2 separate regions of the Homo sapiens genome follow, and region 2 is linked to region 1. Evidence: chromatin loops called from intact Hi-C (ENCODE). Cell type or tissue: lower leg skin. All regions are shown on one strand. Each heading gives the region's core, and the rest is flanking DNA. Links, peaks and the distances in the headings are about the cores only.

Evidence for each region. Peaks named below come from ENCODE experiments on the same cell type or tissue, not always from the same donor. Only the 100,000 strongest peaks of a DNase experiment are listed, where the experiment ranks them.
Region 2: it touches region 1 in a loop (2.4-fold over the local background); 76 of 110 quality-filtered maps call a loop at or near these places.

What each region holds. Positions count from the first base shown.
Region 1 is chr6:70,360,242-70,375,811 of GRCh38, forward strand. The region is part of intron 1 of LOC105377848 (a long non-coding RNA gene); the gene reads right to left. Among named protein-coding and RNA genes, the nearest start is that of LINC01610, 26 kb to the right of the region's middle. In lower leg skin, for the core only: a CTCF peak has its summit at 9,349; a DNase peak (open chromatin) is centred at 9,278.
Region 2 is chr6:70,297,146-70,312,715 of GRCh38, forward strand. It overlaps COL9A1 (collagen type IX alpha 1 chain), which reads right to left and starts at 5,939. Exons shown (of 38, transcript NM_001851.6): 1 at 5,766-5,939; 2 at 4,856-4,929; 3 at 3,164-3,241; 4 at 2,898-3,030. The coding sequence starts at 5,779. In lower leg skin, for the core only: no CTCF peak of the experiment used is centred there; no DNase peak of the experiment used is centred there; H3K4me3 peaks cover 195 bases.

The sequences.
Region 1 (15,570 bases), core at 4,740-12,739:
ATAGGCCTAAAATTCTCTTTTTTGGTTGTGTCTCTGCCAGGCTTTGGCATCAGGATGATGTTGGCCTCATAAAATGAGTTAGGGAGGATTCCCTCTGTTTCTATTGATTGGAATAGTTTCAGAAGGAATAGAACCAGCTTCTCCTTGTACCTCTAGTAAAAACAATGGCAACAAAAGCCAAAATTGACAAATGGGATCTAATTCAATGAAAGAGCTTCTGCACAGCAAAAGAAACTGCCATCAGAGTGAACAGGCAACCTACAGAATGGGAGAAAATTTTTGCAACCTACTCATCTGACAAAGGGCTAATATCCAGAATCTACAAAGAACTCAAACAAATTTACAAGAAAAAAACAAACAACCCCTCAAAAAGTGGACGAAGGATATGAACAGACACTTCTCAAAAGAAGACATTTATGCAGCCAACAGACACATGAAAAAATGCTCATTATCACTGGCCATCAGAGAAATGCAACTCAAAACCACAGTGAGATACCATCTCACACCAGTTAGAATGGCGATCATTAAAAAGTCAGGAAACAGCAGGTGCTGGAGAGGATGTGGAGAAATAGGAACACTTTTACACTGTTGGTGGGACTGTAAACTGGTTCAACCATTGTGGAAGACAGTGTGGCAATTCTTCAGGGATCTAGAACTAGGAATACCATTTGACCCAGCCATCCCTTTACTGGATATACACCCAAAGGATTATAAATCATGCTGCTATAGAGACACATGCACGTGTATGTTTATTGTGGCACTATTCACAATAGCAAAGACTTGGAACCAACCCAAATGTCCATCAATGATAGACTGGATTAAGAAAATGTGGCACATAGACACCATGGAATACTATGCAGCCATAAAAAATGATGAGTTCATGTCCTTTGTAGAGACCTGGATGAAGGTGGAAACCATCATTCTCAGCAAACTATCGCAAGGACAAAAAACCAAACACCGCATGTTCTCATTCATAGGTGGGAATTGAACAGTGAGAGCATTTGGACACAGGAAGGGGAACATCACACACCAGGGCCTGTCGTGGGATGGGGGGAGCGGGGAGGGAAAGCATTAGGAGATATACATAATGTAAATGACAAGTTAATGGCTGCAGCACACCAACATGACACATGTATACATATGTAACAAACCTGCACGTTGTGCACATGTACCTTAGAACTTAAAGTATAATAAAAAAAAAAAAAGAAAAAGAAAAAAAAAAGTTGGACAGAGGCACTAATCACAGTACTTAGGGATTTGTATGGAAACAGTTTACAGATTTTCTGACAACCTTGTCTTTCAATTCAGATGAAAGAAGCACTATTGTTTGGTCATGAGGAAATTAAATAAAAAAGTTGTCACCAAAAATAAAAAATAAAAAAAATAAAGTGATGTAATTAACAAGTATTACAGTTAAAAGATCCTTTAGCACAGTATCAGAAATTCAAGAGAGTATTAAAAATGCTGCTCTTTTGATGACATTTAGATATATATAAAGTTCAGTAATTACTTCAAAGGATGACTTTATGAAAAGAAGAGTTCACAAAATTCAGACCTTGGAAATAATCTACGAAATTGCCAATACATTGACACTCCTTAGAGAAAATATTTAAAGCTGAGTTATAAGTTGCTAAATTAAATGTCTATTTTTAAAAGGACAGTTGTATGTATGCCTGTTATCAAGATATAACTTAAAATGTAATTAATGCTTTCTTGCAGCTTACAAGTTAGTGGTTAAAACAGATATTAATCAAATAAACAAATTAGTGCATAATTATAAACAATAATTTGGATTTTACTTTGTCTTTATCCTCTAAGCCACTTGTCTATAATACTTTCCATCAACTCGGTTAATAAAAAGGTGCACACACAATGGAGAAATTACAATATAAGGCACAAAGCACTGGCTTGAAAATCAGTTGATTCCTAGCTTTCCCACTAACCAAGTGAGCTTTCTGAGTTCTTTAAGCTCTGTAAGATTAGTTGGTGTCATATATATCCTTGTAGGGTTCTCTTACATTTAAAATCATATAAATAATTTTCCAAGCCAGACATTATTTTAGATCCCCAAAATTAGCTATTTCATAATAAATAAAGTCTGTGTCTTCCAGAGGGGAAAAGGGATTTTAAATGATTAATGTATAAAGAGTTTATACAAATGGCCGGACGCGGTGGCTCATGCCTGCAATCCCAGCACATTGGGAGGCTGAGGCAGGTGGATCACTTGAGGCCAGAAGTTTGAGACCAGCCTGGTCAACATGGTAAAATCCTGTATCTACTACAAATACAAAAAAATTAGCCAAGCATGGTGGTACACACCTGTAATCCTGGCTACTTGGGAGGCTGAGGCATGAGAATCACTTGAACCTGGGAGGCAGAGGTTGCAGTGAGCCAAGATCACACCACTGCAGTCCAGCCTGGGTGACAGAGTGAGGCCCTATCTCAAAAAAAAAAAAAAAAAAAGCAAACAAAAGAATTTACACGAATAATAAATAAGAAAGATTATAAGAATTTAATAGACTTAACTTTAAGAAATACATAATGAAGAATGTTCAGTATAATTAATAATGTACAATTTTAGTTGTAGCAGGAAGGATGGTTAAACTGGGATGTTGAAATCCTTTTCTCCAGCAATCTTTAAAAATCAAGTCGTTTCCCAAGAGTAGTGAGATGACTTAAGAAAGGAGAGAGTTGATATGAAGTATCAGGCACGTTTCTGCCCTCTGAACATTATCTGAGATACTGCCGTCATACCTGAAGTGTTTTTTTCCGTAAAGGAAGAGTTCTTTTTAATTGTCCACAGCCGTACATTATTAATCAAACTCTGTCTTTGAATCATAATTCATGCTCAAGCCCCTAGAAGTTAAAAGCGTGAATGAAAATTTATAAAAATTTGAAAACTTCACTCAGGAGGTCATTGAGAGTACATTAAAAGGCATTTAGTTTGTTTAGATGTAATGTATTTTATTATTAGGGCTGATTCACACTCACTGTAATACTCCAGGGGGATTAACCACATTAATCTAATTATGAGAGTTTCACAGCACTCTTAGCAGAAAGACATTCACCAAACTTCAATTATTTTTAGAAGCTCTATCTTTGAATGTGATTTAAAATGTGATTAAGTTCCCTTTTGTGTTATCTAAACTGAATAAAGGCATTGTTTAAGCTTATTCACAGACAAAAGAATAACTTTATTAATTTTTGTTTCCTCATACAGCTTAAATCTAACAATGAAAAATATATGCTTTTATTTATATCTAATTATATTTTTCATTATTCTGTAAACTAAATGCAGGTTTCATATTGGATTGTCTTGAACCCAATAAAGTACAAACATAAAATGGTTTTATTTTCTTCCCTTTCACTGCTTTCGGACTTACTTTGTCAAATCTCCCTTTCCTGACCCCTTACAACATCTTGGGTAGATCCCATAGCTTTCTGGTGACTTCGAATATTAAAAAAATCCAGTTAAGTCTAGGTCGGTTTAATATTTTAGATCTTATACAGTATTCAATTTATATTCATATCCTTGCTTTCCAGACCTCTAGTCAGCTGCATCGTGAAGGATGTGGAGGTACCCAGGCCACTGTGTGTTATTTCACTCTTTCAAAGAGGTAGTGAAGCAGGATATTTCCCTGGCCCCTTCATGGGACTCACAAAGGGGGTGCCTTGTTTCCTCAGCCTGCAGTTCTCAACTCCTCGCAGGAGGGAGCACGCAAGCGAATAAGGTGGGAAATTGTGTGCCCGGGCACTGGAACTAGCCAGCCACTTCAGTGCTGGCAGTGGCAAATTCCACTCACTTGGAGCCACTGCGCTCCACCCCTCGTGGGAAGGCGCATGCAGGTGAGCAGGTGCAGGAGCCAGGGCAAGCACTTTTGGGTGTGAGCAGGAGCAAAGTCTGTGCAGGCCCCAACAGCAACATCTGGGAGGGTACCTGTGACCCCTGAAGTCCCAGAGGGAGTGTTACAGTGCTCTTTTAGTGCTGCTGTCCACAGACAGCTTAAGTGTTAACAGCTCAGTGGACCCTCTACCTTTTGGTGTGAGGCAGCTGCCTTTTGCCAGAGAGGGCAAAGGGTCAGTGTGACAGCCTTTTGTATCTGCACTCGTGGTTCCTGAGTTCTTCTGTGGCGTCCAGGAGGAATGAGGTCACATGAACAAATTGAAGGATTGTAAATGTGGGAAATTTTATTGCCGATGGGCATGGCTGTCAGTGGGAAGGGGAGCTGAAAAGGGGACAGAGCTGGAAGGTAATCTTCTCCTGAAGTCCAGGAGTCTCCAACCAGATTCTTCTCCCAAGTTACACGGTCAAGCTGTCCCTCTGGAATCAAGCCGCTTCTCCCCGACATCCAGCTATAGTCTCTGATGTCCAGCTGCTTCTCCTCTCTCTGTCAGCTGGGTATGAGGTTTTTTATAAGCCCAGGATGGAGGGCAGGGCAGGCAATGAGTGGTTTTGGAAAAGGCAACATTCAAGTGGGAAAACAGGGATGTAAGTTCTCACTTCTGGCTGCGGTTTCAGGCTTTTCAGCTGGAGGGTGGGGCATTTGCCAGGGACCCGCCCTTTCTGCCTAGAATTTCTCTGCCTCCTGCCTCTATCGTTGTATCCATAGGAGCAGAAATATGATATTGAACAAATGGAAATAGTGGCTGAGACCAAAACCAGTAGTGTTCATCAAATTTCCATGTTCTCACCAATGGAATGTAGGGGAGATGAGGTGTCCCTTCTGGTATAGCAGTTAAAATCAAGTGTGACTTCTGCATGTTGACTCTCTCCTAAGGCTAGCTGATTAAACACAAAGCACTCAACTCCAACATGGCAGTGTTAAGCTGGATGCAGCCTGGCCCCTGGGTTGCCGCTGGAAGGGAAGTGGTGTAGGAGAGCTACCAGGCCAGCCTGCAACAGACTGCAATGTAAAGGGAGATATGTCTCTGTTTCATTAAGCCATTGAGAGCTCAGCAGTTTTTTGTTATTATGACATAATCTAGCCTATTGTGATTAAGACAAAAATAGATCTGGAAGTGAGGCACAGGAGGCAAAGAATGGGCTACACTGGAGATATCTAAACAGAGAAAGGAAGAAGAGAGAATGATTGTATGAGAGAATAACAAGTTGTGTGAGCTTGCTTATAAATAGTTGAGAAGGAACCAGTAAAGAAAGAAACAGGCAATGCAAGAAACAGGGGAGCTAATAGACAGATCTGTTCTCATGAAGAGAAGTGAAAGGTTGAGATTAAGGACTCAAATGAAGAGATACATCTTAGAAGGTGTCTTTGCTCAGAGACAAGAGCAAAGGAAAGTGAAATGGGAGAAGAAACCAAAAAACAGAAGGGGGAAATGATTGAAAGTTGCAGAAAATGTAATAAGCCGCAAAAGGGACCATTTTTAGCCACCTTCTGACAGAAGTGTAATCAAAGCAATTTCCAAGTGACTGAGCTTATATTAATCTTCTCTCACACACTTAAATTTATTCGGCTTTATCCCTACAGGCCACATGTAATACCTATTCTTAATTTATGCTAAGCCTGATATCTTCTAAATCTTACATGTTTTTAATGCAGTACTAGACAGAGTTATTCATGCTCCATGCACACTAGCAATATCATAAATTCAGATTTGGAATTACTGAGGTATGAGAGAGCTTACCAACCTGAACTCAACAGAAGTCCAACAGCATTATGCATAGGTTTTACAGAAAGAGATTTTGTTTGAATTGAGCATCAAATAGAAGAAAAAGATACATAGCATTTGAAAAAAAAGGTTTTAAAAACAATTTACAGAAAAATATATTCTGCCTTATATTAAAGAGATGGGAAGAAAATAAGAAAAGGAGGGATAGAGGGAGGAAGGGAAAGTTACCAGTTTAAAATTTTTGTTAAGTTGTAAGATACACTTTCCTTCTACTTCTGCTCCCTCCCACTAAATTCCCAAACCCACAGTGACCAAGTCAGTGGACATGTAGCCATGCAAACTGACTGTTCCCAATAAATCCCTCAACAGATTTGGAAATATTAATTTATTTTATATGTGACAATATCACTCTTTAAAAACAGGTGGTGGGTTTTGTGTCAGTTATCTTATCAACAGATCAGACTTTAGCATCTTCAGGGATCTTATTTCAAGAGTACAGAATAATTATCTATTGGTTTTCATACAGTTAATAATCAAGCCCCTCTCTCCTTCCTTTCGAATATCTCATATCTGCCCACTTCTTTCACTCACACTGTCTCACACTCTATTCAAGCCCCACATCACCTTACACCCAGAATTCCTAGCTCTTTAGAGTTCCCAGCCCCTGTCTAAACTAAACACCTCCTTAAAGCATTATCTTCATCATGTCATTCCCAGATTTAAAAACTTGTAATGCCTCCTCAATGTGTATAACAGGGGATATTTACCTGGCGTTCACAAAAAGGTTTCCAGAGGACTTCTGAAAGCACTGAAATTCTGTGCAATCATTTGTGTGCTGTGAATTATTTTGCTGGTAAAAATATCTAGTTTCTTCAAATCCTTCTTGAGGTCCTACAAAAGGCTGACAATCATCCATCTTTAGGGCAAAAGTTAAGCTCAATGACCAGTATTCAAGAGGTGAGATCAAGCTTGCATTTCACTCTCGTCCCCTAAGTCAGGTCCTTAGGTGGGTAAGTTCTCCTCATCCTATACATTTATTTATTCATTCAACAAACATTCATTGAACACTTCTATGTTCCAGACATGATTATAGGCACTCAGGACACATAGATGAAAGAATAGCCTCCTCCCTAAGGTATTTCCAAACTCTTATAACAACTCCCCTGTCAAGCAGGTGGGAAACTAGGTCTATGGCTGTGCTTGATATTTCAGAAATTGGAGAAAGGTATCAGACTGGGATGAGAGAAAGGGTCCTGAGAGCTCAGGAACAAAATGTAACAAAAGTAACATCCACAGAGATCCTCTAACACATCAAGTCCAAAGGAGAGTGAAGAGCAGAGAAGTGAAAAATCAAGCAGAAACAGAATCCAAAGCTCAGCCAAACTAGAAAGAGCAAATGGATTCAAGAGGATAAAGAAGAGATGGGGCCTGTAGGAATTCTCTGGAGTGCCCATACATAGACCCAGATTCATTTCTACACAGTCTCCAATGGTGTCAGTTCAGTGGGAGAGAGCTGCCAGGACTCCAAGAAACAGCAGAGGGACATGAGACACTAAAGTCTGCTGAGAGAGTCCTGGAAGGCTTTACAATATGCTGGTCACATATAAGGTGACCCTTCAAAGAGGAGTAGGATTTTGTCAGATGGACAGAAGGGAGGGCAGGACATTCCATAAAAGGGAACGTTCAATGCAAAGGCCCAGAGTCTTAACATAGCATGTTTGGGAGAACAAAAAGTGATTTAGTATAAATGGAGGCTTGGAGCAAATTATTTAGAGATGATGACTGATACTCTCCCTAAGTATATAGATACTTGACAGTCCAAAAGAAAATTAGATATGTAATTCAGAATTTTAGAGCAGAAATAAGTGGAGTTTGCTAGACAAAGCCCCTCTAAGTAACTATGTCTTGGTGAAGATTTGTCTCACCCAAATTAACTAAGGGCAAAGTCAACACTAGATTTCTTGTCCACTAATCGACTTTGTTTGAAGTTGCCTGTGTGCCACACAGCCAGCTCTCACACCAGATTCAAACTGTTTGGCCTCATATTAGAAGTAGGGCCTTCAGGAACACACATACACACACAACATCCAATGACTATAAGGTCGGAGGGCAGGTGGGAAAATGGTAATTTTTCACTTCAATAGTTTATAATACTGAACATCTTTGAATGTTCTAATAAGAAAAAAACAAGAGAAGACATAAAAAGAATGAGGTAATACTATTATCTCTGCCAATGACAGAATAGGGGTCTAGCATTGTACTTGTTGCATAGCCAGTGGTGTGCTGGCAAATGTTTAACAGCCAGTATGCAGGGAAGGAATGGAACAGGGAGCTCATCTGTAGGGTTTTCCAGTTTCTATAGTGTAAGTATGCTTCTGTGGCTGATTTCAAGCTACCACTGTGGTATAATGGAGATGCTAACAATTGGTTCTCAGAAGTTAGTACAAGCTGGTTTAAGTGCACCACTGCTAGCAGAACTCAATAAGCATCCAGTAGATCCATCAACAACGAACCAACCACCACCTACAGGGCCTTCAACTTCCGCTGGCTTCAGTCAATGATTAAGCCACAGCTGCCCATTCCTGGCAGACAAAATGAAATAGTTAATCTATCTAGCTAAGAAGTGCTGCACTTCACAGAATATAAAGAGGCTAAACCCTCCTTTCCTAGCACTACGGCCCTCCTCTTCCCTACCTTAGCTCACCAGCATGGACTTGATCTTGGTCTAAATGATGCTGTTGTCCATCACACTTCCAGGAACAAGTATGACAAAAGCATTGGCCAGAACCAATGAAAAGATTCCTTTTGGAGTACTTAAGTCATTTAGCCTTGCTTGTGAAATTATTCTGAAATGAGGCAGGTGGAAGTTCAGCAGCAGTCATGCCAAAATCAAAGTCAAGTATGACATTCAGATATAATACTGAATGGGCTGGGCATGATGCCTCACACCTGTATTCTCAGCACTTTGGAAGGCGGAGGCAGACAGATCACTTGAGTTCAGGAGTGTGAGACCAGCCTGGACAACATGGTGAAACCCCATCTCTACTAAAAATACAAAAATTAGCTGGGCATGGTGGCAGGTGCCTATAATCCCAGCTACTTGGGAGCCTAGGCAGGAGAATCACTCCACCGGAGGTGGAGGTTGCAGTGAGCTGAGATCTCACCACTGCACTCGAGCCTGGGCAACAGAGTGAGACTCCATCTGAAATAAATAAATAAATTTTTCAAAAAGAGATAATACTGAATGATGAGAGGCGCCTATATGGAAGCCTGATGATATTCACAAGCAACCAATAGAAAGGCAGCAGTTTATTTGCCACTATTAACATCACTGATGGTGTTGCACCCTTAATATAGATGAATATGGATAAAAGTTCTGGAAAAAGTGCTAGTCTGCTTGCTTTCTTAGGACCTGAGCCATTCATCCCCCAGTCATGCTAAAGTGAGTATTTGAATGGTCTTTTAAAGAAAGGCTTTCTAGGGCTAGAAAACTGTGCTGGTAGCTTCCTCTGCAGGCCTTAACCACTTTATCAGCCCATCTGGCACTTCTATAACACTCACTGGGAGGCTTTCTGACTCTCCTAGCTTCAACCTAGCATTCTGATCTGCTGAATTGACTTTCTGATTCAACCGGGCCACCCTTCCAGCTCTCTGCTGCCCCCTTCTGTCGCCAAGCAGTAACGACTACGTTGGCCCCATCTTTTGGACAGGAATCTTGTACTCAAAACCAGTGACTTCTCTGTTCTTTCCCTTTTGGCCTCTGCATGTTTCTCTGAACTGTTAACAACTCTTCCTGCTTTGTACTCTGGTTTGGCTTCAAAGACAGCTGTCTCTCCTGGACTTTTTCACAACTTCTCAGTTAACATTTGTGAGTCCTTTCCTGAATTTCCTCTTTTTATCTCATTAATAAAGAACATATTCAAACAAACAATTCAAGGACATCTGCTTCTTTCCTTCTATACTCATTCCTAAGGGAAATTCTTCCCTTTACAGATTTTCAAACAACAGCCTCAATGGAAGTCACAGATTTCCATTACGAGAGCTAACATTTCATTTTCTCTATAGTCCTACATTTTTCACTTTTTTTTTTCACAGTCCTTATTTATACAGATTTCTGGGTTGGAGTTAGTTTAGCCAGCTGGTCTGGCCCTGGCATTCTAGCGACTAGACTATGATGTCTAGACCTCAAAAGGGCAAATTGTGTAGGTCTTTCTGAGAAAATTAGAATATTACTTCCCGTGTGGATGTCCAGGAAACTTCCACTGGAAATTTATCAAAACTGGGGAGATGATGATTAATCACATCCAAAGAATAAGCTAATATGTACACAAATGAGAGAAAAGTGAAAATAGGAACATTGTCTTGGTATGGACAAAGGGTTTGCTATGGCAGTCACCAGGCTAGTTTGTGTAGCCATGAGTTGAGGTTTCCTAACAAAACAAAGAGGTTCTTACCTCCAGAATGCTACTGGACCCACAAATATCAGGGACAGATTTGATGACTTCTTTAAGTTCCCTTCTTTAGGTTCTCACCTAGCAGTCTATAATTTTAGGATTGTGGAGAATATTAGCAATAATTAAACATGGCAGCCCTTAATCAATGGCATTTAGACAAGAAGATGATGCATTAAACATGCTGTTTTCACTGTCCTCCCCATCTTCACCCCTGTGCAGCCCTGTTAAGAATGAACACATTAATAATTTACAAACGCGCACATATGCTAATCTATTTTCTAAAGTGATGGAAAGATTCATAGTTTGCCAGTGTCCGTTCCAAACAGCATGATTTATTGAGGATTAAGGTTTAAGCTTATCCTCTCTAAATTCATCCTCAGTAATAAGATTTTGGTTCATTTGAATGTAAATGCTGCAGCTGAGTATCCAGAAGCTGCGTTTATTTAAATCCCTATCCAAGATATTACTGAACATGTTGCCTACATGTCTGACATAACTTTTTTGAAAGTAAGTTAACATTTACTCAGAAGTGAGCTGAGTCCACAATCAAATCACCTCATTTCTATTTTAAATAATTGTACTTTATTTCACCTTTAAACTTACCTTGGGTACGTTCCACTTTTATTTTTTAAAATAGTATTTTTCTGTCGCTGAATAAAACCAGCTGACCCAAAGCAACTTCTATGCTGACAATTTGATCAAAGTAGATCACTCTGAAGTAAGCATGACATATTCTGAGTAACGCAATATGCTTATTACAAAACAGCGTAAAAATGGCTTCATTACAATGTCAGTAGATAAAGACATTACTAATATTGGATTTTACATATTCTAAGGAAGGAATGGGACAGACTATTTTTGGCTTTGAATGTGACAGACATAATTTCATCAGTCATAAAAATAAACCCATGGTATGCAGATCTATCATTATATAAATGTGGAAAATTATACTCAAAGTTTAATTTAAAGCAGTGAATATAACCAATATTTGATATACATACATATCAGAATTTAAGATTGAACGTAGTTAATATTACTGGAAAAAAATAATAAATTATTCAATTATCTTCTGTTTACACTGCACCCAGAAATATTTTGTAAAATCTCGCCTGCTTCAATTGTAAGTGGTTAGAAACTAGCAATAAATTAGTAAGTCTTGAATTCCTAGGTTTTAAATTTCAGGCAGCCAAATTGAAAAAAATACAAGATTGATAAAGTCATAAAAACTTTATGTAAACACATAGTTCACTGCTTTGAATTAAAGAGTAAACATAAAGATTAGTCACTAATTTGCTGATGGTTCTTAACATTTCTTGGACATCTGCCAACATTTGTACATTTAAAGCTAGTAAAGAAACCAGAATTTCTTCAATCTTGCCACTAGATGGCATAGACTTGGAGACTCAGCCTTGGCTTAAAAGTAGTTTAAGCAAAACACAAAACACAGAATCTTTGTATGGTGGACATAGAGAAGAAAAGTTTGTATTAACTTGGGTCAAAGAGGATAAGAAGAAGAATAAATAAATAATATTTCCCTACATCATATTTAAGTTTTCCGTATGAAAGTTTAGAATACAAGAATTTTATAATTTGTCATACATGGGAACAGGGAAGAAAATTGGTGGTAAAAAATAAAATATATTCCTTGAAATTTATCCATTTTTAGCTATGAAAAAATTACCACAGGATAGGGAAGGATTAAAACCAGTGATTCCCCCTTTCCCCACTTTTGGAATGAACACAGGTAAATATATGCATGCAACTATTAGGAACAGATTAAAAATTAGTTGAATTTAAATTGAAAACATCTGGTGATCTATTGTGCAATTTAAATGCCTTAAATTTAGCTTTTTATTGATAAATATTCATGCTGATTTTCATTCCAAATAACATTTTTAACAGCTTTATTGAGATAAAATTTATATACCATAAAATCCAGCCATTCAAAGTGCACAATTCAGTGCTTGCTAGTATAGTCACAGGGTTGTACAACCATCACCATAATGTCAGGACATTTTTGTCCCCCTTGAAAGAATCCCTGTGTCTATTGGCTGTCATATCCATCCCCCTCCCTGTCCCACCTCATCAGCAACCTCTCATCTATTTGGTGTCTCTATGGACTTGCCTATTCTGGATATTTCATATAAATAGAATCATACAACATATGGTCTTTTGTGACTGATTTTGTTCATTTAGCATAATGTTTTCAAGATTTATCCGTATTTCAGTATGTATCAGAACTTCATTCCTTCTTAGGGCTGAAAATATTCCATTGTATAGATATCCCACATTTTCCTTATTCATTAATCAGTTGAACATTTGGATTGTTTCTACTTTTTGGCTATTATGAATCATACTACTATGAACACTGGTGTAGAGGTATCTGTTTGAATTTGTTTTCAAATTTTGGAGTACATACCTAGGAGTGGCATTGCTGGGTTATTGGTAATTCTGCTTAACTTTCACAACAGCTCCACCTTTTACATTCCCACCAGCAACGTACAAACATCTCAATTTATCTATATTTCTCCTTGGCAACATTTACTATTTCTGGGGTTTTTGTGTTTGCTTGTTTGTTTGTTTGTTTGTTTGTTTTGTATTGCCATCCTAGAGGGTGTGAAATGGTATTTCATTGTGGCTTGACTTGCACTTCCCTAATGCCTGATGATATAAACCATCTTTTCATGTGCTTACTGGTCATTTGTATATTTTCTTTAAAGAAATATCTATTCAAATCCTTTGCCTATTTGTAACTGGGTTGTTCGTCTTTTTTTATTGAGTTCTATGAGTTCTTTGTGTATTCTGAATATAAATCTCTTATCAGACACGTGGTTTCCAAATATTATTCCTGTGCTGTGGATTGTCTTTTCACTTTCTTAATGGCATCCTCTGTAGGGCAAACTTTTAAAAAAATTGTACATAGTTTAATTCACCATTTTTTTGGTCACCTTTGCTTTTGGTGTCGTATCTAAGAAACTATTGTCTAACACAAAGTCACTAAGATTTACTCCTATGTTTTCTTATAAGAGTTTGATTGCTCTTACATGAGATTTATGATCCATTTTGAGTTAACTATGTACCTCACATACAGTGTGAGGTAGAGCTCCAACTTCATTCTTTTGCATTTGGATATAGAGGTGTCTCACCATTATTTGTTGAAAAGACTATTATTGCCCGATTACTGAATTGTTTTGGTCCAAGTAACATTTTGTATCTTAAATAATTTGCATCGTTTGAAAGTAAAATTAAGAAGTATTATACCAGATGCTTTACTGAGGCTCAAACATTCAAAGGTTATACATTTCAAATAAGTTTGTGATTTCAACACAACTCTATGCCTAGCATCAGTAGATATGCAATAAAATGTTGATAAATGAATAAACATACAAACCTGTTTAATTTTTGTTTTCAAAAATCAAGTTATGTATCTCCACCTTCATTTTGCTTCATATATTTTATTTACAAACTACAAAATTCTGAGATTTCATAATACAGGACACTAGTAAATTTACTAAATGCTTGTTGATGTCTATTTGCTTCTTGATAAAAGTTGTTAATGTAAGAAAACTTGTTTAGAAGACTACATATATTGAAAAAGCATCTGGCTAAGTGGTCCAATTTACCTGGAACCTTTTTTTTTTTAAACATTTCTCATCAGTGCTGTCTCTCAAACTAACCAATCTGCTGGTAGCAACCACACATGATATACAAAATGCATCATCAACTTACCTAAGAAAAGTTAGTAATTACTTAAGAAAAGTACTATACAATGTGAGGATCATAACAATTAACACCAATTATTGAACATTGTACAGGTACTTTATGTCTGGTTAAGCTAATGGCCTAGAGTGGCAAAATTAGTATGCTGTGGAACCTGTGCTGAAACCCAGATCTGACTCCAAAAACAATGTTGCTGGCCTCTTTATTGTGTCATCCGAAGACAGTATGGATTGTGTTAAATTCCCCTATGAAGACCTAACACAGGTGTCTCTAGATAAGTAGACAGGATTTGTATTTATAATGGTAACACTGAGGAGGTTCAGGGGCGCATAAGATCCCCCATTTCAAAATGTGTTCCCCACCCAATATATTACTACAAATGTACACACAACTGTAAACAGCATAACAGAATGTGAAGCATGACAGCATTCATCATTTGTTCTTTTATTCATTCATTCAGCAAATATTTAGAGTGCTGGTTATGAACTAGACATTATCCTAGGCATTGGAGATTCATCAATAAACAAGACAATGTTCTTGCAATCATGGACCTTCTTGAGAGTGAATAGACTGAGATAAGAAATACAGGTATCTAAAAATAGAATAAGATCATTTTTGGTGGTGAAAAAGCTATGAAGAAAATTCAAAAGGATGATTAAATAAAGAGTTATGAGAGGGGAAGGGCTACTTTGGCTCAGAGAGTCAGCAAAGGTCTCTGTGAAAGTAATATTTGGACCCATACCAAAAACATGAAAAGGAGTGAGCTATGTGAAGATCTGGGAAAAAGGAGTTCTAGGTAGAGGGAACAGCAAGTGAAAACACATGGAGGTGAGAATGAGCCTAGCTGTTGGAGGAAGAGATAGAGATAGGTGATGGAACATAGTAGATGAGGGTGAGAGTGGTGGAGATGAAGTCTGGACAATAGGCTTCACATAAGCTCTTGTCCATCACAATAAGGAGTTTGGTTATTAATCTAATCATTTTGGGTAAACATTAGAGAATTTTAAGCAAAAAATAATATTGCCAGTGAATATGGTGAGAAGTAATTCAAGATATATTTTACAGGTAGAACCAGGAGAGCTTGTTGAAGTATCATATATACAGGTGAGAAAGAGAAAGAGTTAGATTCATGAAGCCAGGTACTTACACTGTAAAACATAATTCATACTTCTATTTTTGCAAAATAGAAATTGCAAATTTCCTAACATTATTGAAATTAAAAGAAAAACTGTGCTTCCTCTCTTCCTCGTCTTCTGCATCTCATCCCCACAGAGAATTGTATCATCATCACATCAGTTTCTGCATTCCAATAATTTTAGTCACACCATGCCTGTGCTGTGAATGACACATAGTTTATTGTACCAATGTGCTATGCACAGGAGGAAAGACAGAGTTATTCTTTCCAAGAAAACAAAAATCAACTATCTTGCCATATTCACCAAAGTGCTTTTCCCTTAAATAATTGAGTGTGTCCCTAGTGGTAAACGCGTCTGGGATTACTTGCCCCATCCATAGCCCCTTCTCTGAAAACTACTGATAAGGTTTGGCTCTGTGTCCCATCCCCCACAACTCACTTTGGATTGTAATAATCCCCACGTGTGATGGGAGAGACCCGGTGGGAGGTAATTGTATCTTGGGGGCGAGTTTTTCCCATGCTGTTCTCGTGATAGTGAATAAGTCTCATGAGATCTGATGGTTTTATAAAGGGGAGTTCCCCTACAGAAGCTCTCTTGTCTGCCAGCATGTAAGACGTCCCTTTCCTCTTCCT
Region 2 (15,570 bases), core at 3,211-11,210, 65 kb before region 1:
GAAAGAACATAATGTCTTAATTTATCTCTGACTTGGTGTATGTAATGCCAAAAACTAAAAAAGAAAATAATTAATTTAAAATGATGGAGGGTAGGTTTGAGATTGCTAAATGAATACCTCAATTACAGATACATCGTTAAACTAATGGTAGCTGTCTCTTTCTCTCCGTATATATGAAGATAATATATGTGTGTGAATATATGTAGAAATAATTTAGATTATCATGTTATTGATCTTTGATCCTTTAAACTAGGCTAGTATAGTAGTCAATATGGTAAGAAGAGAAAATTTATTTTGGTATTCATACTAATAAAATATATATGTAGTTGTATATACCTAAGACCACTTAAAAGTCTCACAAGTCTAATTTATAGAACAGTCAGCTCCATTGTCTTTTCTTGGAATACCCGAAATTCGGTTCTTGCAAATATGCTATGCACATCAATAAGTAAACTTGACAGCATACATAATTTAAAAGGAGCTGTATCTATAAATGATTTATTTTATTATATTACAGCCTTCAAAGAGTACCTTAAGTGAAGAATCATAAGGGTTTGAATGAAAGATTAAATAGTCTTTGGACCTTGAAACATTTGTTTGTGACCTTAACCCAAAAAAGACCGTGTTTTTAAGGAAAATAAACATAACACGTTTGTTAGTGGGAGTTGAGAGTGTAAAACGATTATGCTTAAAATAAGGAATAAAAAACAGCAAAAAAAAAGTATGTGTCTCTTAAGTCTTTCAAAAAAAAAATAGAAAAGATAAATAAGGATAAACTGTGACTCTGTCACATTAGTTCCATATACCGTAATATTTTCCTCCCACAAAGATCCTGCTAATAGTTTCTTTCACTGTCTCAGAGCCTATGTTCTGTAGCACAGAAAGTCCCTTTATAGGAACATTGTCTACACCTCGTATGGCCGAGAGCAATTCCCATCCCTAGTCTCCTTGTCAACCAGCTTTTGAATTGGCAGGACTTGGGAGGCAGATTATAAAGAAAGGATCCTCTAAGGAGAAAAGACTTTCATATACATGCATTTTCTCCTTCTAGTGCTCTTCACCACTAATAATAAACACTTACCCAATACCAGTGTGGACTGGGCTCTTGAAGCACTCTCCAGTTATGAACACCTACTCTACATAGCAACCTCATGACAGAGTTACTATTCCTAATTTTAAACTGAGGGAACTGAAGTAAAGATAGTCTAAGTACTTTCCCAAGAATAAACTTTACTGTTTACTTGGAATTCCACATGTCTGAGTCTCTAACTTTCCTCCTTCTCTTTTTATTCTCCTACTTTCTTTTCCTAATTTCTTCCTCCTTCTTTCCTTATCTTTTAACAAGCCTTGACAGTAAAACAAGATTTTTTAGTCCTTATGGGGGCAGGGAGTCAAGGGTAGCAAATGTGAGACATTAAATATAGCCTGGGTACATTATTTAGTGACAGCTCTAGACAACAACGAAGATGAGCAGGAGGTAAGGAAGCCACGTGGCATCAAATTAATCAATCTCTGAACTTAAGAGTTAATGACAGTACCTCAAACCTTAGAAGAGAAAATCAGGTCAGCACTGAGGACCTCATGTTTTGCTTAATTATTTAAGAAAGAAAAAACTGAATTTTTAAAGCTTATTTAGCAACACGACTGGCACTTCCATACATGAAAAGAAATTATGAGGAAAAAAAAGTGAATTCACTGTTATCATGGTTTTAATCTTTCCAGATGTGAATGGTTTTCCAGAGTCAGTATGGAGTAGTGGTTAGAAGTAAAACCTTTGCAACCATTCTGCCTGGGATTCAGTCCTTCCAGCACATTCCAACCCACTCACCTTATGCAAGTAAATTAAACTTTTGGGGATCCCTGATTTAAGAAAAAAAAGGTTAATAATGACCCTATATCACAGGGTTGTGATGAGAATGAAATTAATGTTAATTAGTAAATTTATAGAAAGAGCTCATATAATGTACTATTGTTGTATTATACAATAATATATAGTAGGTTCAAAATATGAATTTCTAGCTGTAATCTGGTACTATTATATCAGATTCTTCTAATTTGTTCAAAATTTTTATTTTTATATACATTGAGTTTCTATATTATCTTATTGTTCTAATTAATCATTATTTATCTTTATAACTTAATTTCTATTGAAGTCCTAATTGTCTCATTTATCTACTAAAGGAATTTTAATTCTAGTTTTTTTATAGTGTGCTAAAGCATATAATAATTATCATAATCATAAATAAGGTATTTAGGTGATATCAAAACTAAATTGCTGAGATTCATTCATAATGATGACAGGACTCAACACTTACACACTAAAGTACCTCAGTTTTAAATAAAGAGCAAAAGGCTTAGTTCCAGAGAAAGAAATCAGTGAAGTGGAGGATTTGATGTCGTTAGTATTACTATCATTGTTTCTATTATAATTATTTTAGTTTTGCTTTGGTTTGATGTCTGCCAGAAGCCAAGCAGTGGACGTGTGGCTCCATTTCAGCACCAGGACACTTGAACAGCACCATTGTGAGTCTTCTAACCACTCTGTGGCTCCTAGTTAAATTTATGCTTACCCTCTGGCACTTTTCACAGAGGGTCCTTTCAGTCAAAACCAGACAAATTATAGAAAAACAGAAAGCAAGGTAATAAGAACATGTCCTGAATCAATGTATAATAGTCTCAGTGATGCTTTTTCCTGGAATGGAAAGTAAATTACATACTGAAAACATGAAATGCAGTATTAAGGTACTGAAGATAGGCAGGTAAATAAATTTCTTCATCTTTAAATACAATTATAATCCAAGAAACATTGATCATAAGAAAACTCTAACATTGGATAGCTATCCATTTTTAATGCATTTGAGTCAGATAATTAGATTAAAATATTTTTGATAGATTACCTAGTTGGAATCCTGAAGTCTACATTATTTCCCAACTTGTAAGCCACCTGCAATGTAGCTGATCCCACTACTCTCTGGATAGCTCTTCTAGATGCTGCTTTATCTACCTGGAACTGAGAGATCAGATCAAACCCTATAGAATGGGAATACAAAATGAAAAGTCTAAAATGAGATTGGTTTTATTTCTTTCCACAACTTTCCCAAATAAAAAAAAAAATCAGGTTTATAGAAAGCATGCATTTTCAATAGGGTACATTGCTACTCACCTGGTAAGTCATCTTGGCCAATCCTGATCTTTGGACAGAGTTCATTTCCACCATTAGAATTGGAATTGACAGGGAATCCTGCAAAAGAGATAGCATGTCATTCTACTTCATCCACTCTAACTTAAAGTATAATAATAATAAAATAAAATAAAATAATAATAATAATAATAAAATTTAGAACCAGAAAATAGCAATTGACCACAAAAAAAAGATTTCAGGATGTATCAATAATAATAAATATTTAAAATTCAATATTATACCAGCTTGCTTAGAGGTAAAGTGTTTGGCTTTACCTCCATGCCTCTACGATTATAATCTGTCCACCTGCAACTCATCCTGGAAGGGGTGGATGCAAGGCACAAAGTTGCTCTAATAATCTGGCTGGGAAAATGTTCGTTTTGAAGAGGTTAGGCATTTGTTCCTTTTGAAACCAAAGCTGAATGGTGTCCTGAATGGCACAGGGTCAGAAATCTGTTTGGAAAATTCCTGGTGGTTTGGGCTAGAAAATGTTCCTTAAACACCACAAATTTTAGGATTCCAGTGAGATTCCAGAGCCAACCTTGGTCCAGTTCAGTGGGGCTTCTGGAGAGTAGAGTTCTTAGGAATCTTTGTCAGATATAGGGGCCTGGGGAAGTCTTGAGATTCACTAATCCTAAATAAAATATAGAGGATGGATTTGATTTCATAAATTCGTTCTAAGAGATCAAATAAAAGTCCCGACTAGATTAATCCTAACATCTTAGAACTGGGAAGAGTAAAAAGAAGAAGAAAATAATCATGAGAAGGATTAAATCCTCAATTTGATAAGAAATCATAGAATGGAATTGTGTTCTCCTTACACAAATGGAAGGTCAAAGGGAAGAGAGATTTTTCACCACCACAGAAGGCTTCTTGGAAATATCCAACCTCAGTGCCTTGCTAAGATTCATCTGACAACAGAGACTCTCTAGACTTCAAAAAAAGTATTATTCAGTTACAAAGCATAGGCCCGGCGCTGTGGCTCACGCCTGTAATCCCAGCACTTTGGGAGGCTGAGGCAGGTAGATCACCTGAGGTCAGGTGTTCAAGACCAGCCTGACCAACATGGTGAAAGCCCGTCTCTACTAAAAATATAAAAAATTAGCCAGGCATGCTGGCACATGCCTGTAGTCCCAGCTACTTCGGAGGCTGAGGCAGAAGAATCACTTGAACCTGGGAGGCGGAGGTTGCAGTGAGCCGAGATTGTGTCATTGCATTCCAGCCTAGGTGACAGAGTGAGACTTCATCTCAAAAAAATAAAAATATAAATATAAAAAAGCATGGGCCTAACCATAATGGTACATCAAACATGCTCTTTATACTCTCCTCACCCCAAATTGTTGAGGTCCATCCATCCATCAGTCTATTTATTCATTCATCCATGTATTCACCCAACATTTACCAATCACCATCTGTACTAGGCACTGCACTAGGCACTGCAGCTCACAGATTGGCCTTCCTACCAACTGTGATTACTGACAGGACTTACTTTCCATACCCAGCATTGACCATGGAAAACCAGAACCTAATGTATCCCTGTGCCCCAAAGCTGGATTGAAGAGTGAGGGTGTGAAGGACTATGAATGCCTCACTCAGTCTTCAGTCAGCCACAGCCCTGCCTGATCATTTCTGGGAATAAGTGATCTTTGAAAGTCTAGAAACTATGGCCCTTACTGGGGCGACGCTTGACAGCTGCAGATGCCCAGGGTTCCAGGAAACTGCACACAAAGAAGAAAACTGGAATTTTCCTGAAGAAGAGAGAAGAAAAATGACTGAAACAGGAGTCCCCGCAGATGGAAAACACTTCCATATTTTCAAACCTAGTAAACCTAATTAATGTAAGGTGATCAAATCACAGTATAGTTTTTTTTTCATTTCTTTTTTTTTTTTTTTTTTTTTTTGAGACGGAGTCTCGCTCTGTCACCCAGGCTGGAGTGCAATGGCGCGATCTCGGCTCTTTGCAACCTCCACCTCCTGGGTTCAAACGATTCTCCTGCCTCAGCCTCCTGAGTAACTGGGATTACAGGCACGTGCCACCACACCCAGTTACTTTTTCTATTTTTAGTGGAGACAGGGTTTCACCATGGTGGTCAGTCTGGTCTTGAACTCCTGACCTCGTGATTCGCCCGCCTCGGCCTCCCAAAGTGCTGGGATTACAAGCATAAGCCACCGCACCCAGCCTTCATTTTTACTTTGAAACCCTACTGAGAGATGTAAGGAACTCATGTTTCCAGACCCCACTGTCGTTGTTGTTTTATTGATCTCACCTTCTCGGTATCTACCTATCTCACTGTTTTGGTACCTATTTCTTTGTCTCTGGTTTCTTTCACCTTTGATTTCCTTCCTCTCTTTTTCTGTGGCCGTCACTTTCTCTCCCTTCCTCTGTCTGTCTTCGGTTTTTTGTGTCTGTCTTCGGTTTCTCACGCTTGCCCTCTTGTCTTACTCTCTCATCCGTCTCTCTTTCTGTCTCTCACCTTGAGGCTCACCTACTCTCATCTTACCACTGCTGCAAAAATACAGACCCTTGGTTCTGAGGACCCCCAGCTCCATCTCCCCACCACTCTTTCCAGGGTTATTGTCTTACCAGCAGGTCTTCATTTTCCCAGTTGATTTTCTTTGTTTGCCAACAGTCCCTATGAAGAAGGGGTTGGAAGGGAGTCACTGTCCCCTCACGACCCCTTCACTGTTACCCTAGGACTATGTGTTCTGGGCCCAGCCTTGGTCCCTCCTGCCCCCGGTGAGGGCTAAAAGCAAAGGGAGAGAACCAGAGGCATCTCGTGACACTTTAAACTGAAGCAAAGGAAAGGGGTGGGGAGAAGCAGCGCTCTGAGCCCAGGCCTAGGGGTGTGTCCTCAAAGCTAACAAGGTTATACTGAAGGAGGGATTTACAGGGGAAAGTTTGCTGAAAAGAAAAAAATAAAATCAGGATGTGGGGAAATTCACCAGAAAGATCCAGGCAAGGTGCTATAGGAACACAGTAGATGCTTTTAGATCTGCTATAGGAGTACAATGGCAGCTTTCAGAACTGCTATAGGAATACAGTGGAAGCTTTCAGAGGGCTGAGGTTCCAGTAAAAATGTGCCCACTGGGAGGCAGAGGTGTGGAAACTCGTGGGAGCCTTGGTGCCCGATCAACCTAAGTTTCAATCCCTGTTTATTCTGAAGCTTACTAGCTGTGTGTCCTTGAGAGAGTTACTTCACCTTTCTGTAACTAGATGCCCTAACTGTAAAACAGATTGAAAATGCTTACATTAAAACAATGGTTTTGAGAATTAAATGAGGTATCAAAGGCAGAGGGTCTAACACCCAACAATCATTATTTGTCATCGTCTTCATAGCTAACGCTTCATTATGCACCTCCGTCTGTTGAAAATGCTCAAAGCTTAATGCCATTTAATTCTCACAACAACATTATAAGGTAAGACTGAAGTTACCCTTATTCTCCAAATAAGAAAGTTGAGGAAGCAGAAAATGAAGTAACTTTTTCAAAGTGCCATGCCTATTACTAAATACACATTCCCTCTCTCTACCTCATGGATAGAAATCCTGATAAAATGTAACATCAAGCCCCCTACTTGTTGTTTATTCTTAAACTCTGAGACTACCAGAGTTGAGCAGAGGACACTGTATCTGGAAAGAAGCAACATATTATCCTCCGTTAACAAGGTGAGAGCAAATTACAAGGAGCACAAACCTAGAGAGAGGCATGTTATCAGCATCGCTACCACACATGCCATGCCGTCTCTCCAGAACCTGAGCACCTAAAGAGAATTCCCTATAGCCCCCACATCACCCCCGTTACCACCCACTCAGCATGGCCAACCTCTGGCCTTGTCTTGAGGGACACGGGTGGTTACTCCAAAAACCAAGACTCTAAAGGTCAGAAGATCCAATGATCTCAAAAATCACAGTACAAGCAAAGTAATTTTTAGGTGAACTTTTTTTTTTTAAGAGACAGGGTCTCAGGTCTCGCTCTGTCCCCCAAGCTGGAGTACAGTGGCATAATCATAGCTCACTACAGCCTTGAACTTCTGGGCTCAGGGGATTCTCCCACCTCAGCCTCCTGAGTAACTGGGATGATAGTCATGCACCACTGCACCTGGCTTCTTGAAATTTTTAAATTTCGTTTTCTAATTGATTTAATTTTTATTTAATTACAAAACAATAGCGTTGCTTCTTATTTTTCATTTGTTTATTTCTTTTCCAAAAAAGTCCTTTCAGTTTCTGCCTCCCCCAGCTCACTGATGAAATGTAAATCAGGCAAACTTAATATCCATGCTTTTGCCCTTTTATTTTCTACTCATAGCCCACCTGTTGGAGTCCTGTCTCTCTTTCCCAGAGGGACACCCATTTCCTCATGCTGTTTGGGGCTTTCTACAAGTCCCTGTCATTTGCCTTCTGTCTATCAAAATTCCCATTCCCTAGTGCAGCCATCCTGGCTCTGTGACAGAACTACAAATGACCAGATCTTAGCTTATTTGTTTAAGTCAGTCAGGGCTCATGAGAAAGAAGCGGTCTATTAACCTCAGAGGAGAAACTGCAGCTGGGGACCTTCCTGACATCCTGAAGTCACAGGAGGTAAGCCAGCCAGAGATTCACAGGGGAAAAGGCATTTTCCAAAGGGACTGTCCATTGAAGCTATTTATTTGCATGATTGATCCTCTCATATTACTTACTCTGGTAAGAAAGGAGAGAGGGATTTTTCATTATAATGAAGTGTTTGGGAAATCCTTTCATTGCTTTAGAGATCTCAATTCCGCATTTGCCCCTCTCCTTCCCACTGTAATGAATCCTCTTCAAGTAGAATTTGAAATCAAGTGAGGGTGCCTTTTAATTAAAAATGAAAGGATAGAGAGAAAAATAGGTTTGCTTATAGGTGGTGTGGCTTTTTTCTAGCTTGGCAGTTTTATTTAAGATGGTAGGAGCAAGCAAGAGCTATTTTAAGAAAGAAAGTAGGCTGGGCACAGTGGCTCACGCCTGTAATCCCAGCACTTTGGGAGGCCAAGGTGGGTAGATCACCTGAGGTCAGGAGTTCGAGACCAGCCTGGCCAACATGGTGAAACCCCATCTCTACTAAAATACAAAAATTAGCCAGGCCTGGTGGCACGCGCCTGTAGTCCCAGCTACTCGGGAGGCTGAGGCAGGAGAATCGTTTGAACCCAGGAGGCGGAAGTTGCAGTGAGCCGAGATCACACCACCGCACTCCAGCCTGGGTGACAGAGTGAGACTCCATCTCAAAAATAATAATACTAATAAAAAGAAAGAAAGTAAATCCAGGCCAGGCAGGGTGGCTCATGCCTGTAGTCCCAGCACTTTGGGAGGACAAAGGCAGGCGGATGACTTGCACTCAGGAATTGGAGACAAGCCTGGGCATCATGGTGAAACCCCATCTCTACAAAAAATACAAAAATTAGCCGGGCACAGTGATGCACACCTCCAGTCCCAGCTACTCAGGAGGCTGAGGCAGGAGGATCTCTTGGGCCTAAGGAGCTTGAGGCTGTAGTGAGCAGTGATTGCACTACTGCACTCCAGCCTAGGCAAGACAGTGAGGCCCTATGTCAAAAAAAAAAGAAAAGAAAAAACAAAAAACAAAAAAGAAAGTCGATCCAGAGAGAACAAAGATATATACAATATTATTTAAGGAAATTTTTTTTCCTCCCTCCACTCCCATTTTCTATTAATCTTGTTTCCTAACGCGACATTAGAATCTCACAGACAGCAGTGCAAATGCCACACTATTCTGGTCTGGGTCAGTTGCACCCTAAGGTCATAGACGCATAAGCTTTTTCACCCTTAGCATTATTTCCTCACCTTACCTAACAGTTTGGTTCTGAAAAACCATGTAGAAATGAAATGTGGTCAATCATATCAGATTATAAATGAACTAAGACAGCTTAATATTTAAAATGATCCATTTTATAAATAGAAGTGTTTTGTATAGAACAGTTATACTTTTCTTTGTACCTCCTCTCATCCCTCCCCCACATACTTTTTCACAGAATGCACACACACTAATCTCCTTCTTCTTATAAATCAAGAATATTATTTACTTAAAGCTTAAATCGGGGAACATCATCACAAATAATCATCTTTCTTGATCATCTGCTTTCTTCCCTTTGTTTATTCAATCATGTATTGAGTAACTATATACAGTAGTATATGTATCAAGTATGTGCTGGGAGGTGAGGAAGCAAAAAGTGTGAATAAACACAGCCTTGCCCTGAGGAAGCTGACAATCCAGCATGGAGGACCAATATGAAAGCGACCACAATTCAGAGAATAAGAAGGCTGTAGTGTCACTGAGAACAAGTATTAGCATAATCCAAGGGCATCGGGAAATTTTTAATACAAGAGATGAAATCGTGAAGGATACTAAGGCTACTAAGAGAATAAGTGGGTGCAGTATGTTTTAGACAGAGAAAACAGAAGATACTATAACAAAAAGGTAAAAGAGGACATTTGGGAAGCAAAGAATCCTTTCATTTGGTAAATATCTATTGATGCCTCTTCTACCATGCTCCCTGAGTGACCTTAACACCAGAGAGACAACCAGAGAAAGATCAGGTCCCTGCCCCTATGCAGCTTACACACTGGTGGGAAGAGAGGTACTAAACACATTTACAAGAATAGACAAAATAATTTCAGGTGGAAACATTATGAAAAATATAAAAGAAGACAATGTGTCATAGAGTCTGTAGAAGGTTTAGAAGCTGGTCTAGGTTGAGGGGTTAGGGAAGGCTGCTTTGAAGTCGTTAATTTTGACTCAGACCAGATGAGAATAAAGAGATAAGATTGGTGGGTAGATTGGAAAAGGGGTGGGGGACAGGAAAACTACCTGGTTTTGAGCTTGAGCAACTGAGTAGATGGTGATGTCACTTTCTGAAATCACAAGTAGGAGGACCACGGGGGAGGAGTTGGGTAAAGGATCTTGAATGACATCAAAAGAAAGCATAGACATTATTCTGGCTGTTATAGGAACTGAGAGAAGAGTTTGAGGCCAATAATGACTTTTTTGGATGTGTCTTTAGAAAGACAGTTCTGGTGTTGCTTGGAGGATGGATTGAATGGGCTTTATTACTACGTATACAGATACACAACCAGAACAAAAGTTTCAGAAAGCAATAGTTACTCATATAAATGTATTAAATTACTTTATAATCAGTGAAAGGTCAGTAAAATGTAGAATTATAAGTGCCTAGTGACTTAATAGGAGGAAATATGGAAGGTTAAGGAAGGAAGTAGGAACCTGGAATAAGAAAGCTAAGTTTCATTTATAGCTCCGATGAGTGACTTTCTTTGTTTTCACCATTGGGAATCTTAAATGAGGAAAGTGTCGTATCCCTTCCAGTTATCTTTATGTTAATAAACTAAGTGAAGATTGGACAGAACTAACAAAGGAATTAGTCTCCAATGGTGGACTTCCAGAGTTTTGAGATTAAACTTTGAGAGGTGAGAAGCCTTCCTGATGCCCCTGTAATCTTAAATTGGCAGGTGTCTCTAAGTGAGGCCATCCCTCTTTGCCTGCCTATCATTTTAATCTTTATACTGTAACTGGTTCCTTTCAACTCTGGCCTTTTATTGTAGCACTTTTATCAAGTCTGCAGCTTCCCAGCTACTTGGGAGGCTGAGGTGGGAAGAACACTTGAACCTAGGAGTTCAAGACCACTCTGGGCAACATAGTGAGTCCCTGTTTTTAGAAAAATAAATAACCTTTAGCTTTTTGCTATAGAAAATATCCAAATAGAGTCTGGACAATGCTGGATGTAAAGAAAACTGTGAAGCTACCTCTAAGCATATTGTTTGTAAATACTGTGTACCATTTAGAGGATAACATGGGGGATTCACATGAAGTTATGTGAAAATATTTTATAAGGAATAATACCTAAGTGCCTCTCTTACAGTTCTCCAGTAGAATGTATTTTCAATTTTTGCCACAAGGGGGAGAAGTTATTTTTATAGTAATATGTACATTTTTTTATTTTAAAAATAGAATTCACACAACTTTACAGCATCTATGAACATTTTGCTATCCTAATTATGTGTGTGTGTGCATGTGTGTAAACAAGATTCTGAAAGTCTTGCATGAGAAAAATTTCAAAGGAAATTAATAACAAAACCAAAACAGTTTTGAAGAATGTGCACAGTGGACACAGGAATTGAACAAAGTTTACCATGATTAAAATTATGTTTTCTTAGTTAAAAAATAAATAAATAAATGTAATATATTCTATTTTCTGTTTTATTATATTTCATTTTTGAGTGATGATAACCAAATCAGTGAGTACATTTCAGGACCAACTGATGGGTTACAACTCATGGCTTAAAAAACATTCGATTAGAAAAGAGTAGACACTAGAAGTGCCAAAGGATCTCTTTCCCCTTGTTTCCTGGTATGGGCACAATAGTTGGGATGCCCCATGAAACTCATAGAATAGTAGGGCAAGTTCCTTAGTTTTAACATGACTATATATATTTTTTAAAACATTCTTTTGAAGTAGCTGTAAATTGAGAGTTTTAATTAAACATACCACAACCCCCATATTTAATGAGTTCATAGGTTAAATTAAAGAAGAAGTATTTTTAAAACTAGCTTCCTAATGGTATTTAATTTTAAGCTTTATTCCATCTATCTTTACTTTAAAATAAAAGACCCAAGATGCCTAATGGCACCTACCAGTTGTGTGAGGATGCTGCAAATTAGTCACAGCTAGAGCCTGAAATTTATCACAGAAATCTCTGGCTGAGAGGCTGATTAACAATTAGAGTTGCTAAAACTAGGACTCCCACAGTTTTACATTGGGTTCAGTTTTACTGTAAAGAAATTTCACCATAATCAAAGCTCTATTTTTAATCTTCTTATTTTGGCCCAATACTTGTAATTGTAGCCTAATCATCTATAGCAAGCACATAGAGCCCATGGCCGTTTTTTCTCTGAAATCACTCACAAACAAATGTGTTCTCACCATAGAACATTAATACAAAAACAGGTCATTTAATGTAAAATTCCCCCACTCCTAAGCTTTTCAGCATATTACTTTTGCTCTCTCTAAAGTATGAGCATTTCCATCTCCCCAAGGAGGAGAAAAATCAATTCCCCTCCATAGCACACGTGCTTCCAGGAGCTGTTGCTGCATTTGCTGCCTTGTGAGTCTTAGGTCTACAGCAGCTGATTCATGTCCTAAGCCTCTTTTGCTCCCTTCAATGAAACACACTTATTGGCCCAATCAGTATGTTTCTTTACCTACTGTAAAGCCCTGAATCTTGTCTCATCAATAATACCTTCCCTTTCATAATGCTCTATGGTTTTCCAAGACCATTTCTTACCACAATTTCATGGCTTGTTAAAAACATACTCCTGGGCATTACCCCCAGAGGTTCTGGTTCAGGATATTGAAGATCAGTCTGAGAATTTGCATTTCTAGCAAGCTCCCAGGTGATGCCAATCTCCTGCTGATCCACTGAGAAGTGCTGCCCATATAGGTCATGTTTTCAACACCGTTAGGCTACCTCTCCTTTGTTACAATTGGCATTGACTTGTAGACTGTAAGTGTATGAGTATTTGTTTAATAAAATTTTAAAATAATTATCAGTTGAACCCATAACTCCTACTGAGAACTTTTGATCTCATGAAAGGAAATTGTATTGATTTCCTTACTAGACATTAATTAAGGAAATTTACATGGCAGAATGAAGTATAGAAACCTAAGCCTTCTCTTCTGCACTATTGTCCTTTAACAACCTACTACTACTAATAAAAGTGTGTACCTGAATTGCACGTTAACCTTTACCAATAAAATGTAAAAAGGTCATTGCTTCTCAAATACCTCGTTCTCTTTTATGAAATAAACTTTAAATATACCTTGTTTTAGGTTGCATCTATGAAGTTTCATATGCATTTACTAGCTTTCACATGCTGGGAAAATGTTTTCTCTGCACTAGGTGGCAGTATAATCCTGAAATTTGAAACCTAAGCTAAGGCATCAAAGACGAATTTGATTTCCAGTCTTCAAGTAGATAACTTTGATTTTAAGAAAATATTTCATTCTTGGTTATTTTCCATATGTATAAATTGAAGTATTGTAATTGACTTCTTTTTAGGGTTCCTCTCAAAAAAATGTGCAAATACAATGCACCCTGAGGTTCATGAGAGCCTACTGAAGGAGAAAGACACTAAACGAAAGATTAAAATTAACTCTGCCTTCATAGATGAGCCATCCACTCTGACCTCACTAACCACCACCAATTTCAGCCTTATAACTAAACAGAGCCAAACTCAAGGTTAAGAATGTGGGCTCTGGAACCAGATTGCTTAGGTTCAAATCTCAGCTCTACCACTTTCTAGCTGGGAGACCATGGAGAGGTAATTAACCTTTCTGACTCATCTTATTTATCTGTAAAAATGAGTAATGAAAGCACTTACCTTATAGGTATACTATAAGGATCAAACTAGAGCCAAAAACAGTACCTGGCACTCAATAAATTTTAGCTACAATTTTTCTTATAACTCACTCTCCTCTGCTTTCTTCTTTGATTCAACCCCAATCTGTCCAGTAAATGGTGGTTCATTTAGATCTTAGAAGAGTGTGGCTGTGCTAAATACTAAAAACTATCCTAGACAATATACAACTACTCAAAAAACCCATTATAGATAGCAAGGTAAATCAATTGAAAGCCCCCTTCTCCCTTCCATATGCACATCTTTGTCTGTTTGCTACACTTTTATGATTCTTCCTCCTGTAATACTGCCCTTGATAAGTCCTTCAAGCTCTTCTCATCAATAATACTTTCCCTCTCATAATACTATATGGTTTTTCAAGAACATTTCTCATCACAGTCTCATTTGTACCTCGCAACAATCCAGCAGGACAGATGTGACTCTCCTGTTTTCCTGGTGAAGAAACAGGTGAAGAGACCTGTATGAGTTCATGGTTATATGTGACAAATCTACTGACTGACTCCTGAACAGATACAAATAAAAGGCAACTCCAGTAATCACTGGTGAACCAGTCAAACAGCTATTTACAAAACACTGCATACAGGAGGACCGATGCCTACTGATTAGTCCCCTTTTGGGGACATATGTGTATATACATATATATATATATATGTATATACACACACACACATACACACCACACATATGTATATGTATACATATGTGTATATATACATAAATGTGTGTATACATGTATATAATTGGTTTCTTCATTTTAAAATATTATATGGAAAAGTAATATATGTATTTGGTAACATGTATTGTATTTAAAAGTAAGATATATATTTGGTAATAAAACAGGATGACTATAGTCAATAATAATTTAATTGCACATTTTAAAATAACTAAAAGAGTACAACTGGATTGTTTGTAACACAAAGGATAAGTGCTTGAAATTATGGATACCCCATTTACCCTATGATTAGTACTTATTGTATGCATGTATCAAAATATCTCATATACCCCATAAATATATATACCTATTACATACCCACAAAAATTAAATGTTAAAGAAGTAATATACGAACATTTTGGAAAAGTGGAAAATACAGAAATAGAAGAAAGAGAAAAAAACATAGTCTCACCACCCAGAGACAACTCGCTATTAACATTTTAAGATGTTTTCTTCCAGTCCCTTTTCTACATACAAGCTGTGGTCATACTCTACACAGTTTTACAACTTCCTTAAATGCACACTACTTAAAACACTCATGCACGTGCTTTCACAAAATTTAAATGCAATCATATAGCACATATAAAAAGATAGCAAAACCCAGATGTAAGAACTTTGCCTTGAAGTCAAGATTATAGCTTTTAATTCTAACTGCTGTAACCTTGAGAGAGAAAACAACTATAGAGAAAGAGACACTGAGTAACTGGGAGAGGTTCTTCCAGCAGGTCTTGGTTTTTGAAAGACATTCTTTTTCTCACCCAAAGCCATGTGGGACTATAAATTTGAAGCCAACCACCTAACCACAAAACCACAAAGGCATGTGTAGACATTCCAGTGGCACCAAAGGGCAACCACAGGAGAGTCCTGCCTCCTATCGTTTCTTAAATCCAAATATCTCTGAAACCATGACTAACTCCAGGAATAGCAGTAGCAACTGACATGTGGGCAGGTGAGAAAGAGCCTTTGTTCTTAAAGACTCGACTTAGAGCCACGACAAACTGAAAGGCTCTAGCATTAGCATACTTATAGTGATTCCAGAGAGTGGTCAGTCCAGGGTGGAGCAGCAGAGATGGAAAGGCAGACAGGCAGTACCAGGATAGTGACAGAGGAGGAACAGAATCACGATTCATATTATTTCAGCCTGTCCTGGCCAAGGGCCTCGCCAGGGCTCTCAGGACTTTTTCTAGAAGTGCAGTGTAAGGAGGAAATGTCAGAAACTATA